Linked DNA regions of Homo sapiens: region 2 is linked to region 1. A link is a loop called in an ENCODE intact Hi-C map of the cell type or tissue named here. Cell type or tissue: ascending aorta. All regions are shown on one strand.

What was found. Peaks named below come from ENCODE experiments on the same cell type or tissue, not always from the same donor. Only the 100,000 strongest peaks of a DNase experiment are listed, where the experiment ranks them.
Region 2: a loop joins it to region 1, with 3 times the contacts of the local background. A loop is called at or near these places in 2 of 110 quality-filtered maps.

What each region holds. Positions count from the first base shown.
Region 1 is chr2:61,916,545-61,919,044 of GRCh38, forward strand. All of the region lies in intron 1 of COMMD1 (copper metabolism domain containing 1), which reads left to right. Among named protein-coding and RNA genes, the nearest start is that of COMMD1, 12 kb to the left of the region's middle. RefSeq lists an enhancer at 609-1,109. In ascending aorta, a CTCF peak has its summit at 1,486 (motif pointing right); a DNase peak (open chromatin) is centred at 1,248; H3K27ac peaks cover 797 bases.
Region 2 is chr2:62,013,093-62,015,592 of GRCh38, forward strand. All of the region lies in intron 2 of COMMD1 (copper metabolism domain containing 1), which reads left to right. Among named protein-coding and RNA genes, the nearest start is that of COMMD1, 110 kb to the left of the region's middle. In ascending aorta, a CTCF peak has its summit at 1,146; a DNase peak (open chromatin) is centred at 1,249; H3K27ac peaks cover 1,094 bases.

The DNA of each region.
Region 1 (2,500 bases):
CTGAGTGGCTGGGACTACAGGTGTGTGCCAACATGCCCGGCTAATTTAAAAAAAAAATTTTTTTTAGCGACAGGGTCTCCCTATGTTGTCCAGGCTGGTTTTGAACTCCTGGGCTCAAGTGATCTATCCACCTCGGCCTCCCAAAGTGCTGGGATTACAGGCATAAGCCACCATGTCTGACCTGTATTTAGCTTTTTAAAAATTTAATCGTCTCAACTGTGATTTTAAAATGCAGTATTTGGAATGTAGTATTAGGAATTTAGTCCATTTGTACCCAGCACTCGAAGTTCTTTTTAGAGGATTTTGACAAACATTTTATTGCTAAGACATTTTGGGGTATGATGTAAATTGTGAAGAAGTTAAATGCCTTCATTTAACCTCTTTATATTTTAAATATTCCAGTAGTTTGGTGTTTTGCATATTGTAGTATTATTTTAAAAGCATAATTTGATCCTGCTTGCTAAATACCTGGGAAATTTTTATGGAAAGCAATTGCAGTAAAAACAGAAGCTTAGAAGTGCATTTGGGGCCGGACACAAAGGCTCATGCCTGTAATCCCAGCACTTTTGGAGGCCGAGGTGGGTGGATCACTTGAGGTCAGGAGTTTGAGACCAGCCTGGCCAACATGATGAAACCCCGTCTCTGCTAAGACTACAAAAAAAATTAGCCGGGTATGGTAGCGTGCACCTGTAATCCCAGTTACTGGGGAGGCTGAGGCAGGAGAATCGCTTGAACCCGGGAGGCGGAGGTTGCAGTGAGCCGAGATTGTGCCACTGTACTCCAGCCTGGGAGACAGAGCCAGACTCCAGTTTAAAAAAAAAAAAAAAGTGCATTTGGTATCAAGTTTACAAAATGGCTGAAGTTTACTATGCGTTAGTGATGAGTTTTTTAAAATCAAAGAATGGCATTATTAATGAATGGTATTAATATTATCATGTATTACCTTTTTGATATTTTAGAGTGAATTTAAGAAGAAACTTCGCTCATACTTTTTTTTTTTTGAGACGGAGTCTCGCTGTGTCTCCCAGGTTGGACTGCAGTGCCGTGATCTCGGCTCACTGCAAGCTCTGCCTCCCTGGTTCACGCTATTCTTCCGCCTCAGCCTCCGGAGTAGCTGGGACTACAGGCTCCCACCATCACGCCCGGCTAATTTTGTTTTTGCATTTTTAGTAGAGACGGGGTTTCACCGTGTTAGCCAGGATGGTCTTGATTTCCACTCCTCGTGATCCGCCCGCCTTGGCTTCCCAAAGTGCTGGGATTACAGGCGTGAGCCACTGCGCCCGGCCTCGCTTACACATTTTGGATAACATATGTTAATAAGAAGTTAACTTGAGTATAAAATAATGGATGTAGAATATATAGTCTTAAAGTGTTTATATTAGGAAACAGAAGAGACTGGTAACTTTTGACTTCTTAGGTCATACTTTTAGGTTTCATTTGTATTCTGTCTACATCCTTAACTATAAGCAGTAATTCTGTTTTTCTACTGTAGGTGGCAGTGGAATATTGGCTTGCCAATGCACTGATAAAGTATGCTAGAAGCAACATCATGTTGAAATGTTCTTTCTCTGGAATGTTTCTAGTTCAGAAAATGCTCAAAAGTTGGCTACTCAACAATAAAAATTTATTATCCAAAAAGATGTCTAAATATTTGACTTGATATTTTTAATTTAGAAATACCATTTTCTGGAAAATTTAAAGTTCTATAAATATATTCCTTTTAGTTCTCTAGTTTTTAAGCGACTAAGTTTTGCTAATTTCACTGAACATTTTTGAGACTTTAGATGGTAATACATGAGACATATTATTCATTCTCTGAAGAATAGACAAATGACTGATGTTACTTTTTTATAACACTGGACGTCATATGATAAAGCAGCAATTGCAGATTACCCACCTGGGATTTGTAGAGTATTTTAATAGACTCAGGTGACCTGTAATGAGGCCAAATGTCCTGTAAATCTTTTTTCTTAGTTTAGGGCAAAACCCATTCAATTAATCTATTTTTGGTTTTCCTTTTCTCAAAGCAGCTATTCTGGGCCTGGAAACTTGACTTGGGTTAAAGGAGTGGCTGGGTAAGGAGATTTTAAAGGAAATGTTTATCTTTGATTTACCTATTAAATACATACTAAACCCCTAATATGCTGAACCTTGCTCTATACACAAGGTAAATGTCACTGTCCCTATCTTATATATGATAAATGCCATGAGAAAGGTATAAATGATGCAGTCTGGTGGAGTGGATCCTTAAACTGCAGAAATATGAAAAAAAATCATGATTTTTTTGTCTTAATAAAACACCCACATTTTTAGCTCTATCTTAATGTAGAATGCAGTTTTTATAAATTTGGACTTCTGTTATGTGGTTCATCTTTGACAAAAATTTATGTTTCAAGTAAATGTTTAAAACAATAATTTTAGAAATTTGGAGATGGTTTCTGTTACCTGTGCTTTATTTGTAAGATTAACTTTTTTTTTTCTTTTGAGATGGAGTTTTGCT
Region 2 (2,500 bases), 97 kb after region 1:
CTTGATTCACCTATGGAGAATGGATTTCTGGGATCTCAGTACTGGGATACTGAGATCCCAGGGGGAAAATATCACTAAGGTTGGAATTGCTTTTCTGCACATTAAAAGCAATTCTCTTTTTCCTTGAAACCTCCATGTGATGTTAATTAGGTAAATGGGATTTCAAGGAAAAAAAAAATACAAAACAACAAAAAGAAAAACTGTTATCCTTCATTCTCTTAATAAGATGAGGTATTCAGAAATGAATGGAGCCAATATTAATATTCCACTCCAAAAAATAGTAGAAATGAGTTTACATGGACTTCTCACAATCTCCATTCCACATTTCCATCTCTGTTTCTCATTTATGACAGGTCCCTTCCTTTAAAAACTTTTTTTATTATAATATGTTCCAAAACTTGTTTGTCAAACCTAGGGATAACTAATAAAAATCAGTATTGTAGGGGGAAAAAAGTGAAAGCAGGAGGCCACTTACTGGGCTCTCACAGTGGTCCAGGTGAGATAACGGCATGGAAATAGAGGTAATTTTAAGGAAGTGAAGTGAGCAGGTAGAGTGTAGGTTTTGAATATGGGTGAGTTGCTTTGAGTTGACTTGGAAGGGATGTAGAGAATGAGAGAAAGTGAGGAATTGGGGGTAACACCTTGTTTTTTCTTGTAAGACTATGTTAGCATAATTTGGTAATTCTAGTCATTGTTAAAACAGTCTTATTGCAGTGTTGACTGTCTAACATACAACTTGAGTTTTCTGGTAGCTATAATTACCCCTTCCACTTGGGGAAAAATATGAAAGAAATCATTTAACATTTGGCAGTTAAGAAGATGTTGTTTGTGCTGAAGTAATTTTATTTTTAAAACTCTCAACTTACAGAGAGATGCACTTGAGATTACTGAACATAAATTTTTTATAGACTTTAAAAGAAAATCATTGTTTCTTATGATGTGCCCTTTCTTATGTATACTATACCCAATAAAATGATTTAAAGAGGAGGAGAGAAAAAGATGAGTGTCTTTGCAGATTCATTGACCCTGTGAGAATAGGGCTTTGGCACTGCTGAAGTCCTCAGCCTCTGACTAGTAGCTTGCCAGCACGCAGCCCCTGGTGTTGGACTTCGTTCAGCTGTTCAGGCTGTCTGTTTCTATTCTTGCAGACAGATGGGGTGCTTGAGAGGAAGCCAGGAAGCCAAGCCTTAAGAGGACTTGGAAGCAATTTTTGGATATAAATCCCTTGTCCTAAACTCAGGGCAACAGTGTATCCTGCCCAGCAGTGTTGAACTGCCTGTGTTTGTCTAGTATGTGTGTACTGGCTGGTTGGCTCTGGGCTTCATTCCATGTATGCCACTGCTCTATTGCCAAGATAAATGTAGAAGGCCTCTGGCCCAAGCCCTTCTTTAGTACTTAAAAAAAAAAAATTGTGGTAAAATACACATAACAAAATTTTACCATTTTAACCTTTTTTTTTTTTTTTTTTTTTTTTTTTTTTTTTTTTTGAGACAGAGTCTTGCTCTGTCACCCAGGCTGGAATGCAGTGGTGCAATCTTGGCTCACTGCAACCTCTACCTCCTGGGTTCAGGCGATTCTTCTGTCTCAGCCTCCCGAGTAGCTGGGACTACAGGTGTGCACCACCACGCCAGGCTAATTTTTGTATTTTTAGTAGAGATGGGGTGTCACCATATTGGCTTGGCCAGTATGGTCTTGAACTCCTGACCTCATGATCCACCCCCCTCAGCCTCCCAAAGTGCTGGGATTACAGGTGTGAGCCACTGCGCCCGGCCATTTCAGCAGTTTTTAAGTGTACAGTCCAGTGGTATTAAGTACAGCCCAGTGGTATTAAGTACAGATGGTTTTCTTTTTTAAGAGATGGCAGTCTTGCCACCCAGGCTGGAGTACAGTGGCATGATCATAGCTTACTGTAGCCTCAAGTCCTGGGCTCAAGCAGTCCTCCTGCCTCCACCTCCCAAAGCACTCGGATTACAGATGAGCCACTGCATCCAACCCATTCATGATGTTGTATAACCATCACCACTATTTGCAGATCTTTCTTTTTTAAATCCCAAACAGAAATTCAGTACACATTAAACAATAATTCCCAATTTCCATCTCTTCAGCCCCTGGTAACCTCTTTTCTACTTTTTTCTCTGTGTATTTGCCTATTCTAGGTACCTCATATAAATAGAACCACACAATATTTGTCCTTTTGTGTCTGGTTTATTTTACACATAGTGTCTTCAACTTTTATCGTTGTTGTAGTACATATCAGGATTTCATTCCTTTTAAAGGCTGAATAATATTCCATTGTGTACATATACCACATTTTGTTTATCCATTTATCTGTTGATGGATATTTGAGTTGTTTCCACCTTTTGGCTCTTGTGACTAATCTGCTGTGAACATGGGTATACAAATATCTATTTTAGTCTCTGTTTTTAATTCTTTTGGGTATATACTAGGAGTGGACTTGTTGGATCATACGGTAATTCTATGTTTTAACTTTTTAAGGAAC